Regions from separate parts of the Homo sapiens genome. Here region 2 is linked to region 1. A link is an interaction called in ENCODE POLR2A ChIA-PET data of the cell type or tissue named here. Cell type or tissue: OCI-LY7. All regions are shown on one strand. Each heading gives the region's core, and the rest is flanking DNA. Links, peaks and the distances in the headings are about the cores only.

Region 1 (6,914 bases), core at 984-5,983:
AAGCTGTTTCCCCACCAAGGGGTTTACCTGCCCCGACCTCTGTCAGCCAGCCTGCTACTGTTTCCACAGCACGAATCTCAGGGCTTTGGAATCAACGACTCTTCTATCTCCCTCCTTTACTAGATGATGGTCAGCTGCACAGTGGGGTGGTTTAGAGTGGACACTCTGAAGCCAAACTGCCTGGGTTCCAATCCTCTGTTTACTAGCTCTTGGAAAAGTGAGTGTGTGGAAATTGCCTTATCTGTAAAATGCAAATAACAATTGTACTTATCTTATAGGTTGTTGTGAATACTGACTGTGATATATATGGTTCGGAATCATTCCTGGCAATGTAGTAAGAGCTTAATGAAAGCTGGTTAACATTATTATTGTGTGGTGTTACCGATACTAATGAGAATATTAATCTTGGCATAGCCAGTGTCTAGTACAGCGATTGATAGACAGGCATTCTACAAATATTGGTGGAAGGGATGACTCAACATAAGCTATATCCAACTATCTTACTATTTAATTTCATAGCTACATTTCCTCCAGCAATATACCTGACGTTTCGAAAATGTCCTATCAGGGTAGCTCTGTGAAAGCGGAATGCTACACCTTGAGTTTTGTCATGAAACCCATTGAAGTACATTCATAGAGAGTGTAAACAATGGCCAAGAGATACTTTAAAAATCTATCACAAGCTGAAGAAATTATGACACATGGCTGGAGATCCCCCACCCCTGACCGACACGGCATCGTCCCTTCTTACTTACAATAGCCACGGAAGGAATTCCAAGCACTGGGCAGGTACGTGTGCTGCACAGAGGAATTCTGCTGCTGCTGCTGCTGCTGCTGCAGAGCCTGCCCCTGTGTGGAAGAACTGCCCTGGATGTGGGAGGGGCTGAGCCCCTGCTGAGCCTGCTGGGCTGAGGGACTCAACGGCTGCCCAGATACCTGGGGAGAAAGAGAAAGCAATGGTAGGGAATTACGAGCTTCTAATATAGTGAAGACTCACAAATAACTGAAGGAAGTACACCAGACTCATATGAATTATAATACTGAAACTATCGTTGCTATTTTTTTTTTCTTTTGAGATGGAGTTTCACTCTTATTGCCCAGGCTGGAGTGCAACGGCATGATCTCGGCTCACCGCAACCTCCGCCTCCTGAGTTCAAGTGATTCTCCTGCCTCAGCCTCGCGAGTAGCTAGGATTACAGGCATGTGCCAACCCACCCAGCTAATTTTGTATTTTTAGTAGAGAAGGGGTTTCTCCAGGTTGGTCAGGCTGGTCTCGAACTCCCGACCTCAGGTGATCCACCCGCCTCGGCCTCCCAAAGTGCTGGGATTACAGGCATGAGACACAACGCCTGGCCTATCATTGCTATTATTAAAAGTAATATTTTAAATAAGAATAAACTCAATGAAAAGCAAGCATAACTATGAAATTCTAATTTGCTTTCAAAGGATTCTCTACCAGAGTATGCAAAAAAATTAATTTCAATCAACTGTTGGAAAGATAAATGAAAGAAAATATAATTACCTACATTCTATAAGTTTAAAAATAATGGGAGGTGAAGTAACTTGCCTGTGTCACAAAGCTAATCTGGAACACAAAATGAAATGAAACCCAAAGTTCATCGTTTCCATTCACCAGTACTGGCAAATCCCACCTGGCTGGTGGAGTTCAGCACAGGTGGGTGAAGAGGCCCACTCCTGATAACAGGATGAGGCCAGCGCTCTCCAGCCTGCCACACTGCAATCCTGCTCCAAACTACCCTCCCAACTTCCTTTCCAAACATCATTTCCTGTGAGTAATCTAAACAGAATAACCCTGTTTTCTATAAATGTACATTTTCCATTGCAGCATGAGCTTCTTCAGATCAGACTGCCTTCCCCAACGACTATGTCAGAACTGTACCCCTCCTTCAAGACCTCAAAGACCACTTCTTCTAAAAAATGTCCTGGATTCCCTCCTAAACCTAATCTCTCCCTCTCTGAACTCTGAGAACTTATCTATGTATCTCAATTCCAGACTCAAGCATACAAACACAGTAACATAAAATATACCATAATACTCCAGAAAGCCACTGTTCCAAATCATAGAAGCCACTTAGCCATTGCATTTAGAATGAAAGCAAAGACCACTGTTGTTTCTAGGATGTCGTACCACAGGACTCTATGAGGGCAGAAGCAGCTAACAGCTTAATATGTGTCCACAATGCCAATATAAAAATTGGAGGCAAAGGTAAGATCCTTTAATAAAAATCCAAAAATAACAGTAGCTGAGGAGACTAGGTCTGAAGAGAATGTCTTCCCTCTCATTAACTCTGATAATCCCTGAAGCCATGATAACACCTCCAAATAGTCTGTGGAGCAGGGTACCTGGGCGGAGGACGGGGCCGAGGCGGTAGGCTCGCTGACCTGGATGTGCTGCACCTGGATGGCGTGCTGGGGGTAGGGCTGAGGATCATGGAGCTGGCCAACATCCACAGTGGACTGCTGTGACTGGTGAGGGGAAGTGGCCTGGAAGGAGAAAAAACAGGCCCAGAAACCAGACATATATTGATTGAAGTTAAGGGAAATCCTTCCAGAGAAAAGGTTCAGTTAAAAACAATATCCTGGCCGGGTGCAGTGGCTCATGCCTATAAACCCAGCAGTTTGGGAGGCCAAAGCGGGTGTATCGCTTGAGCCCAGGAGTTCGAGACCAGCCTGGGCAACATGGCAAAACCCTGTCTCTACAAAAAATACAAAAATTAGTCAGGTGAATGGCCGGGCGCCGTGGCTCACGCCTGTAATCCCAGCACTTTGGGAGGCCAAGGCGGGTGGATCACGAGGTCAGGAGATCGAGACCGTCCTGGCTAACATGGTGAAACCCCGTCTCTACTGAAAATACAAAAAAATTAGCTGGGTGTGGCGGCAGGCACCTGTAGTCCCAGCTACTAGGGAGGCTGAGGCAGGAGAATGGCGTGAACCTGGGAGGCGGAGCTTGCAGTGAGCTGGGATTGCACCACTGCACTCCAGCCTGGGCGACAGAGCGAGACTCCATCTCGAAAAAAAAAAAAAAATTAGTCAGGCAGCAGGGTGCAGTGGCTCACCCCTGTAATCCCAGCACTTTGGGAGGCTGAGGCGGGGGGATCACTTGAGGTCAGGAGTTCAAGACAAGCCTGACCAATGTGGTGAAACCCTGTCTCCACTAAAAATACAAAAATTAGCTGGGTGTGGTGGCGAGCACCTGTAATCCCAGCTACTCAGGAGGCTAAGGCAGAAGAATCACTTGAACCTGGGAGGCAGAGGTTGCAGTGAGCTGAATTCGTGCCACTGGACTCTAGCCCGGGCAACAGAGCGAGACTCCATCTCAAAAAAAAAAAATAGCCAGGCATGGTGGCATGCCTGTAATCCGAGCTACTGATGAGGCTGAGGTGGGAGGAATATCTGAGCCTGGGAGGCGGAGGTTGCAGTGAGCCATGATTGTGCCACTGCACTCCAGCCTGGGTGACAATAGTGAGACCCTGTCTCCAAAAAAAAAAAAAAAAAAAAACCAAAAACAATATCCCAATATATGCCAACAGAAATAGAAGAATGGAAGGGATTTCAGCTCCAATGCTGCACTCGCAGATAGCCCACACCTAGAACACGCCATACAACAGGATAAAAAAAGAGCGTTTAGAGAAATATGCTTCTCACACATAAGCCACTATTAGATTCTGGAAGAGAAGGAGAGAGAGGGAAGATAGTTCCTGACAATAAGCTGAAAAAGAAGTTGTCAGGAATCAAAAATTTCAGTTACATTTAATGATCTACCCTTTATCAATTAAAAGAGATCAAAGAAATTCGTTTTTAGTTTGTCACCATTAACCCACTATGACAGTGGTTCTTAACCTTTTATATATCATAAACATCTTTGAAAAAGTAGCTAAAGTACAGGCCCTTTTTCTAGAACAATGTACCTATACATCATAATTTACAGGCAACTTCAGGGACTCATATAGCTTCCTCCAAAGCCTGAAGTTAAAAACCCTCCATAAGAAAAACAAGACAAAGAATAGTCAACGACAGTGGCAACTTCCAATTTCCTGTCCCCATGTTAGTTTTAAATTTTCAGAGACCAAATGATTTCAAAGCAACAAGTTTGTTCATTTGTGCCTTGGGGACACTTCTCCTCAGTGTAATTAAATGAAACAATAGTTCTGGGAGAATCACTTTCATTTAGTTCCTTAGTCAATAAGAATGAGTTATTCATTATCTGGTAGAAGGAACACAGTTATACCTCTATACTACAAAGGCACTGACTGATATGCAGAGATTGACTCAATTTTTTTTTTTGAGTCCTGTTCTGTCGCCCAGGCTGGAGTGCAATGGTGTGATCTCAGCTCACTGCAACCTCCGCCTCCCAGGTTCAAGCAATTCTCCTGCCCCAGCTTCCTGAGTAGCTGGGATTACAGGCATCCGCCACCATGCCCAGCTAATTTTTGTATTTTTAGTAGAGACGAGATTTTGCCATGTTGGCCAGGCTGGTCTCGAACTCCTGACCTCAAGTGATCTGCCCGCCTCAGCCTCCCAAAAGTGCTGGGATTACAGGCATGAGCCACTGCGCCCAGCCATCAATATTATGCTTTATGACCTCTCTTTGATATAAGACATTTGATACGCAGGTCGTGATTTATCAAACTGGCTCATTACCAAGCAGCCAACCAGGATGGTTAAAGATAAGGATCAGAAGAGGGTCAGAAACAGGTGCTGTGGCTACTGTCCTGCCACAGCACAGGAGGCTTGTATATGCTGGAACCTAAAATTTCCTGACTACTATAGACAGAAATCTCTTACATTGCTAAGGCCAGAGGCCTCATCAGCCTGAAAGGGGAAGGGGCAGTTGTAAAATGCCCAAGGCTCAGAACTTCCACGCAGAAGGACATTACATAGATCCCAGCCCCAGCTCTGAGAATGAGGTGCTAGTGGCAACACGGCATTCATAAGGCAAAGGGAAACCAAGGCACGCAGTACCGAGGCCACTTGAACCACTTGCAGCTGTATGTGCTGAGGCTGCTGGAGGCCAGACGCCGACTGCGACACAGGGATGTACTGAATTCTCTGGTAATCCCCTTGTGGCGTTCGGTAGTCTGTCGTTAAGGTCTGGGACAGTTCTGTCATTGCTTGGGTGAGCAGGTCCGTCGTCACCACAGTCTCTCCAGTGGCGCTGTCTGTAGTCAAAACCGCTGGGGTGGCACTGATCACAGCTGTCGTCAGTGGTGTGTGTATGGTGTTGGAGAGCTGGGCGAACTCTGGATGCTTCTTTCGAATGTGCTGGACCATCTTGGTCTGAAAAAGCAAGGCAAAAAACAAGAATAATTATTAGAATTTGTGATTTTCCGTTTTTCTCATATGTAAATCCTCCAAAGATTCCTAAAGTCTTTTATGTCTTAAAAAAAGAAAAATCAGAGCAACACTGACTCTATGCCTGTACTTCCTGGGGTAACATAATGCTATGAAAGCAGGGAAGAGGGTGGGGAAGAAGTAAAACCTCACCTGACCTCACACCATCAGCAAGGTCTCAATACCCCCCCCAAATAGTACCTGCAGCAATCAATCACAATCCCCCCAGCCAAAATGACCTCCTTTGTAAAGCCACCACGTAACTTTCTATGTGGTGCTTCCAAAAGCCTGAACTCACCAACTGCAAGCACAGAACATTCAAACGTGAGGCCCTCCGCAGGCCAAGGGAAAAGGAAAACAGCCAGCTGCTCGGGCTGCTGTACGGCACTAATTCTGGGGAGGTCCACAGTATCCTCTTTCCATTCTCTGCTGTGCTCTCTGTTTACAGTGACTAGGACAACATCTCTTTCAGTCCCCCGTCAACTCAGAAGGAGCCATCCAGGCCATGTGGATGAGAAGCCACCTTTCCTTAAGAGATTCCTCGCATGGCGGTTTTGACCTTAGCTTTAGTCAGAAACTCCCCCTACCTTGCTGCTGTACTGCTTGGAGCAGTGGGGACAGCAGACGGGAGGGGTGGCGATGGTGCCCGTCAGCTGGGTGTGTGTGCTCAGCATGGGGTCTGGCTCTCCAGGACCAGCGGGTCGGAGCTTCCGAATGCTCGGTGGGAGCTCTGCTCCTGGGTGGTTCTTCAGAATGTGGGCTTTGCGCTTGCTGGCACTTTTATAAACCTGCAAATGTAAGCGCCTTGCCATGAAAGCAGTATACAGTTCCACTTTCTTGCTTAAAGCAAACTAACAATTTCATTATAAGAAAATGAGGAAAAGTATTCATGTAGCCCCAAATAAAATATATTAATATGTATATTAACAGATCTATTGAAGAGCAAGGATATACTACAAATTAGAATAAAATAAGAACATAATGTAGATATGATAGGTTTCTTTCTTTAATCTATAAATCTAAGATAATAACTGTGAAAATACCCTTTATCCTAAAGTTTAAAATTTGGATATGATACACAGACAGAGGAAGATAATTGTTTTTAAGGCCCATCCACCTCATATGAGAGCTGCCTGTGAAAGCTCTCATATGATGTACGCAGCTGAAGACCAGGAGCCAGAGAATCTTCCAAATGGCAACGTCAATAGCAACTGCTATCTATAGTGGGGAATCTATGTTAAAAAATGTTTCTCACTTTTAAGCTGATATAGCTACATTATATAAGGAAAGGATGGCTGGGTGTGGTGGCTCATGCCTATAATCCCAGCACTTTGGGAGGCCGAGGCGGGCGATCACCTGAGGGTGGATCATCCTGGCCAACATGGTGAAACCCTGTCTCTACTAAAAATACAAAAATTAGTTGGGCGTGGGGGCTGGCGCCTGTAATCCCAGCTACTCCAGAGGCAGAGGCAGGAGAATCGCTTGAACCCAGGCGGAAGTTGCAGTGAGCTGAGATCATGCCACTGCACTCCAGCCTGTGTAACAGAGCAAGACTCCATCTC
Region 2 (6,914 bases), core at 1,173-6,172, 130 kb after region 1:
AGATCTTTTTGGGCTGATGGAAATGTTCTAAAATTGGATTGTGGTGAGGGGTGCACAACCGTAGATCGACTAAAAATTATTGAATAGTACACTTAAAATTGTGACATTATTTGGTGTAGAAATTATACCTCGCTGGGCACGGTGGCTCACACCTGTAATCCCAGCACTTTGGAAGGCTGAGGCGGGCAGATCACCTGAGGTCAGGGGTTTGAGACCATCCCGACCAACATGGTGAAACCCCAGCTCTACTAAAAATACAAAAATTAGCTGGGCATGGTGGCATGCGCTGTAGTCCCAGCTACTTGGGAGGCTGAGGCAGGAGAATCGCTTGAACAGGTGAGGCAGAGCTTGCAGTGAGCCAAGATGGCGCCACTGCACTCCAGCCTGAGCGACAGAGCAAGGCTCTGTCTCAAAAAAAAAGAAAAAGAAAATAAAAAGAAAAAGAAAGAAATTATACCCCAATGAAGCTGTTTTTAAAAACCCACCAGCACATAGGAGGCTCTCAATATTGTAGCAAATAGCTGACATTTAGTACATGCTTATTGGTAAACAAGCACTACTTTAAGCATGCCACATGTGATTTTGCTCAATTTAACTCATTTCTTTTCTTTTCTTTCTTTCTTTCTTTTTTTTTTTTTTTTTTTTTTTTGAGACAGAGTCTTGCTTGTCACCCAGGCTGGAGTGCAGTGACATGATCTCGGCTCACTGCAACATCTGCCTCCTGGATTCAAGCCATTTTCCTGCTTCAGCCTCCCCAGTAGCTGGGATTACAGGCATGCACCACCATGTCCAACTAATTTTTGTATTTTTAGTAGAGACGGGGGTTTCACCATGTTGGTCTGGCTGGTCTTGAACTCTTGACCCTGTGATCCACCCGCCTCAGCCTCCCAAAGTGCTGAGATTACAGGCATGAGCCACCGGCTCAAAGCAGTGTTTCAGAAACTTAAGTCTTTCAAATGCCACTTTCACTATTTTTTTTTTCCATAATGGCTACTTACCACCTGTACAATCAATTGTTAACCTAACGTTTTTATTTAAACCCACTTGGTTTTTAAAAAACTTATAAATGAGGCCAGGTGCTGGTGGTTCACACCTGTAATCCTAGCACTTTGGAAGACCAAGGCAAGTGGATCACTTGAGCTCAGGAGCTCAACACCAGCCTGGGCAATATGGCGAGACCCCCATCTCTGCAAAAAATGCAAAAATTTGCCGCGGGAGGCTGAGGTGGGAGGACTGCTTGAGCCCAGGAAGTCGAGGTTGCAGTGAGCCACGATCGTGCCACTGTACTCCAGGCTGGGTGACAGAGTGAGGCCCTGTCTCAAAAAACAAACAAAAAACCTTACAAATAAAAAACAGATTTTAGGCCAGGCACAGTGGCTCACGCCTGTAATCCCAGCACTTTGGGAGGCCGAGGCGGGCGGATCACGAGGTCAGGAGATCCAGACCATCCTGGCTAACACGGTGAAACCCCGTCTCTACTAAAAATACAAAAATGTAGCCGGGCATGGTGGTGGGCGCCTCTAGTCCCAGCTACACGGGAGGGTGAGGCAGGAGAATCGCTGGAACCCGGGAGGCAGAGGTGGCAGTGAGCTGAGATTGCACCACTGCACTCCAGCCTGGCAACAGAGCGAGACTCCGTTTCAAAAAACAAACAAACAAACAAACAAACAAACAAACAAACAAAAAACACCGATGTCTATGGTAAATGGAAAGTCACTACAGTCACGCGCCAGATAACGTTTCAGTCAACTACAGGCCGCGTATGCGATGGTGGTCACGTAAGATTATAGAGGGGTCTTTCCTTTCTGCGCCCCGGGAGACCTCGGCGTTGCCACGGGCTGCGCCCCCGGTGTTGCTGGAACTGCAAGAACGAATTTGCACCCCAAGCCTCGGTTCCGCTGGGGGCTGGGGAGTGTCCCCGAGGCCAACACGTGTATCTTTGACCTGGGACGGAAGAAGGCAAAAGCCTTCCCCCTCTGGCCACATGGTGAGATCCCTACCTGGTGTCGGATGAACGCGAGCCGCTCCACTCTGCAGCCGGGGAAGCTGCGCACATTTATGTCAAGCGCACGGTCAAAGTGGTGGCCGGGACGCTCTCACCTCCCAGGGCTTCCCCACCCCGTCCGCGTCATCCTCAATACAAGGTCTCGTCCTGCGCTGGGGCTGCAGGCTCCAGACAGGCCTGCAGGTGCCTGTGGAAAGCCCCCGCGGCCGGGGCCAGGTTCGCAGGGGCCGGGTTGTCAAGTCCGTCCGCACCAAACCGCGGAACACGGAGCACATGACTGTGCAGGGCCAAGGACAGGTTCCCGGCGCCAGAAGACCCAGGTGTCGGAGACTGGGCTTTGCCACCTTCGATTCGGATGAATTTGAAGACATGTGGCTGAGAAGCGGCTCATCCCAGATGGCTGTAGGGTCCGATACATCCCCACTCGCGGCGCCCTGGGCAAGTATCGGACTCTGAGCTCATGAGAGATTCCACTGTGCTGTCCCCTCCTAATGCTCATTAATAAATCCTACTTCCTGTCAAAAAAAAAAATTGGCCCAGCGCGGTGGCTTACGCCTGTAATCCCAGCACTTTGGGAGGCCGAGGCGGGCGGATCACTTGAGGTCGGGAGATCGAGACCAACCTGACCAATATGTTGAAACCCCGTCTCTACTACAAATACAACAATTAGCTGGGTGTGGTAGCGGTCGCCTGTAATCCCAGCTGCTGGGAAGGCTGAGGCAGGAGAATCACTTGAACCTGGGAGGCAGAGGTTGCAGTGAGCCAAGATCGTGCCACTGCACTCCAGTCTGGACTACAGAGAAAGACTCCGTCTCAAATAAAAAATAAAAATTTAAAAATTTTTCAAAAATTTAAAAGTTAATGTATTATTGAAGAAATAAAATTTTTAAAATAAATTTAATGTAGCCTAAGTATAGTGCACAGAATGCCCCAGGCCTTCACATCGCCTCACTGCCCGCTCATTGACTCACCCAACTTCCAGTCCTGTAAGCTCCAGTCATGGAAAGTGCCTAGACAGGTGTTCCTTTATAAAAAAAAACTTTCTTTTTTTTTTTTTTTTTTTTTTGAGACGGAGTCTCGCTCTGTCGCCCAGGCTGGAGTGCAGTGGCGCGATCTCGGCTCACTGCAAGCTCCGCCTCCCGGGTTCACGCCATTCTCCTGCCTCAGCCTCCCGAGTAGCTGAGACTACAGGAGCCCGCAACCACTCCTGGCTAATTTTTTGTTTTTGTTTTTGTTTTTGTTTTTTAGTAGAGACGGGGTTTCACCGTGTTAGCCAGGATGGTCTCGATCTCCTGACCTCGTGATCTGCCGGTCTTGGCCTCCCAAAGTGCTGGGATTACAGGCGTGAGCCACCGTGCCCGCCCCCAAAAAAAGTCTTTCATTTGGCATTTTTACTGTACCTTTTCTATGTTTAGATACACAAATACTTACCATTGTGTTACAATTGCCTGCAGTATTCAGCACTGTGCGGTATACACGCAGGAAGGTAGCCTGGGAACCATAGGCTGTATCATACAGCCTGGATGTGTAGTAGGCTGTGCCATCTGGGTTTGTGTAAGTGCACTCTAGGATGTTTGAACAATGATGAAATCACCTGATGATGCGTTTCCCAGACATATCCTGTTGTTCAGCAACGCATGACTGTACAGTGTACAGTGAAAATAAGCACGAGGAAGGCCAAATGGTCTTAGTTTGTGGATGGATGCTGTTGCCTAAAGAAGGCTTGCTCTCTCTCTGAGTAGGGACAGAAAGGAGGCTAAGCGTGAGAGAGGCGGCTTTGCCATACTAGATGCAATCACACTGGAGACCGGGGTCCACGGTCGAGAACAGAGAAGCGCTTTCGCATTTCCCGCTGTTCCGCAGAGCTGAAAGACTGAGGCCAGACACCTCCTCAGGGCTTATCACGGTGGCTCACCTGCTCCTGCGGCTTCATCATCATCCAGTCAGAGTCCGTGGAAGCGGAGCTGGAGATGCTGGGGATAGGGGTTGGGGTCGGGTGGCAGGTAGCATGACGTGGAGGTTCAGTGAGGGGCCTGGGAGAATTGCTGAGAATGGGATAGTCCGAAAGGCGCGGCTCGCAGCCTGTGGAGTGTGAGGGGACCTGGGGAGCCCAGTGTGCACCCCGTAGAGTTTGGATGTGTATGACCCTAATCGTGACCCCTAGGAATGGGAGCTGAGGGACAGTTGAAGTGGTCAAGCCCTGGTGACCCTCCCATGTCGGGGAACTGCACAGCTCACCAAAAAACTCACCCTCACACTGCCATGAGAGTCTGAACTCGGATTCCTGGACAAGCGGGCATCAGCAGCCAGGGAGGGGCCGTGCGGCCCAGAGAGGACCACAGGGCATCTCTTGTGGAGGGGGGCATGTGTTCCCTTCCCCGGAGGAGAAAGGAACCTAGAGGGATGCAGAAGGGCACCAGGCAAACACTAATTTGGATATGAAATTAAAAATTTAAACGACACTGGCTTTTTCTGGTAACTAAAACTGATCAGATATTTATGGGCTCTGCCCAAGAGGTAGTTAAGAGAAACTTACCTTTCCTCAAGTTAATGGCTTACCAAGAATATGGGAAATATTTGGAAAGAGGGAATAATCTTTCTTCCCTACAATGAGAGAGAGATTGAGTATGTGGAAGGTGGTAGTTAAAGAAAGTGAAATATTTCTTTTGCTACTCCATTTGATTCAGACTGTTCAGTCAATTGGGGAGAGAAGGATTAAAACAATTTCAAAATATTTCATTTTTGTACCCTGCCATTCAACTAATGCCTGTTATTGTAATATCTAAAATTATCTTTGATATCTGCTATATTTTGGGAAACTCTGCTCTAGGGGAAGTGAAGAGTTGCTCCCGGCCCCACCCTCCAACCCTGGGGTTGCCAGCGAAGGTACTGAAAGATGTGGGGTAGAATGGTGTCTAACCTGTTTCTCTTCTCAATCTTCAGCAACCTTTGTCTACCTTTTATACTTGACCAAAATGACCATTTTCTCTCCATTTATATTTTCCTCTCTTTTTAACCACAGAGCCACCAGCGTTCCAGCTTGTTATTTCCTCTTTCTGTTTTCCTCATTTGCTCTGTTTCTCTTCCCTCTTCCTGATTTCTTGATGCTTGCCTTTCGTTGGTCAGCAAGGGAGAAGTTTGCCCAACAGACTTTACTCTCCACTGACCGTTCTTAGGGCAAAATGAAAACCCCAGGCTGGAGCTGCCCAAGGCACTGTGAGAGGCAGTGCATCAGCCGGGTGCAAAATCTCCCGCCTGCAAAGCCAGGGGTGAAAGCCAGGCTGTGATTTCAGGTTCAGCCTCTTGTTAACTATTCAGCCTTGGGCAAGTCTCAACTTCTTTTTTTTTTTTTTTTTTTCCCAAGGAAGAAGAATTTTTCTTAGTACAGCACAAAATGAAAAGTCTCCCATGTCTACCTCTTTCTACACAGACACGGCAACCATCCGATTTCTCAATCTTCTCCCCACCTTTCCCCCCTTTCTATTCCACAAAACCGCCATTGTCATCATGGCCCGTTCTCAATGAGCTGTTGGGTACACCTCCCAGACGGGGTGGTGGCCGGGCAGAGGGGCTCCTCACTTCCCAGTAGGGGCGGCCGGGCAGAGGCGCCCCTCACCTCCCGGACGGGGCGGCTGGCCGGGCGGGGGGCTGACCCCCCACCTCCCTCCCGGATGGGGTGGCTGCCAGGCAGAGGCGCTCCTCACTTCTCAGATGGGGCGGCCGGGCAGAGACACTCCTCACTTTCCAGACGGGGTGGTGGCCGGGCAGAGGGGCTCCTCACTTCCCAGTAGGGGCGGCCGGGCAGAGGCGCTCCCCACATCTCAGACGATGGGCGGCCAGGCAGAGACGCTCTTCACTTCCCAGACGGGGTGGCGGCCGGGCAGAGGCTGCAGTCTCGGCACTTTGGGAGGCCAAGGCAGGCGGCTGGGAGGTGGAGGTTGTAGCGAGCCGAGATCACGCCACTGCACTCCAGCCTGGGCAACATTGAGCACTGAGTGAGCGAGACTCCGTCTGCAATCCTGGCACCTCGGGAGGCCGAGGCAGGCAGATCACTTGCGGTCAGGAGCTGGAGACCAGCCCGGCCAACACGGCGAAACCCCGTCTCCACCAAAAAAATACGAAAACCCGTCAGGCGTGGCGGCGCACGCCTGCAATCGCAGGCACTCTGCAGGCTGAGGCAGGAGAACCAGGCAGGGAGGTTGCAGTGAGCCGAGATGGCAGCAGGACAGTCCAGCTTCAGCTCTGCATCAGAGGGAGACCGTGGAAAGAGAGGGAGAGGAGGGAGAGGAGGGAGAGGAGGGAGAGGAGGGAGACGGGAGAGGAAGTCTCAACTTCTTGAATGATGTTTCTCCATCTGTTAGGTGGGATTAATAATAATACCTGCTTCCTAGACTTCTTAGGAAACTCAAATGAGGTGACATGAAAATACACATCATAGATTTCTAGAAAAAAGTTTCCTTTTATTGTTATTATTTTATTTATTTATTTATTTATTTATTTATTTATTTCCAGAGATGGAGTCTCACTCTATCACCCAGGAGGCAGGAGTGCAGTGGTGCGATCTCGGCTCACTGAAACCTATGCTTCTGGGGTTCAAGTGATTCTCCTGCCTCAGCCTTCCAATTAGCTGGGACTACAGACGCAAGCCACCATGCCTGGCTAATTTTTCGTATTTTAGTAGAGATGGGGTTTCACCGTGTTGCCCAGGCTGGTCTCCAACTCTGGAGCACAGGCAATCTGCCTGCCTTGGCCCCCCAGATTGCTAGGATTATAGGCGTGAGCCACCACGCCCAGCCATGCTGGTGGTTTTTGATGGAACGTTTTTTAAAAAATAATTTTTCTTTTTCTTTACTTTTTTATTTTTTAGAGACAGAGTCTCACTCTGTTGCCCAGGCTGGAGTGCAATGGC

What was found. ChIA-PET counts read pairs that join two places held together with the same protein. Peaks named below come from ENCODE experiments on the same cell type or tissue, not always from the same donor. Only the 100,000 strongest peaks of a DNase experiment are listed, where the experiment ranks them.
Region 2: POLR2A ChIA-PET joins it to region 1 with 5 read pairs; 2 of 35 experiments call an interaction of 5 or more read pairs at or near these places.

The regions. Positions count from the first base shown.
Region 1 is chr11:129,909,721-129,916,634 of GRCh38, forward strand. It overlaps PRDM10 (PR/SET domain 10), which reads right to left. Exons shown (of 21, transcript NM_199437.2): 16 at 5,940-6,140; 17 at 4,984-5,298; 18 at 2,365-2,505; 19 at 756-936. Among named protein-coding and RNA genes, the nearest start is that of NFRKB, 18 kb to the left of the region's middle. In OCI-LY7, for the core only: no CTCF peak of the experiment used is centred there; no DNase peak of the experiment used is centred there.
Region 2 is chr11:130,038,603-130,045,516 of GRCh38, forward strand. No RefSeq gene overlaps it. Among named protein-coding and RNA genes, the nearest start is that of APLP2, 28 kb to the right of the region's middle. In OCI-LY7, for the core only: no CTCF peak of the experiment used is centred there; a DNase peak (open chromatin) is centred at 3,599.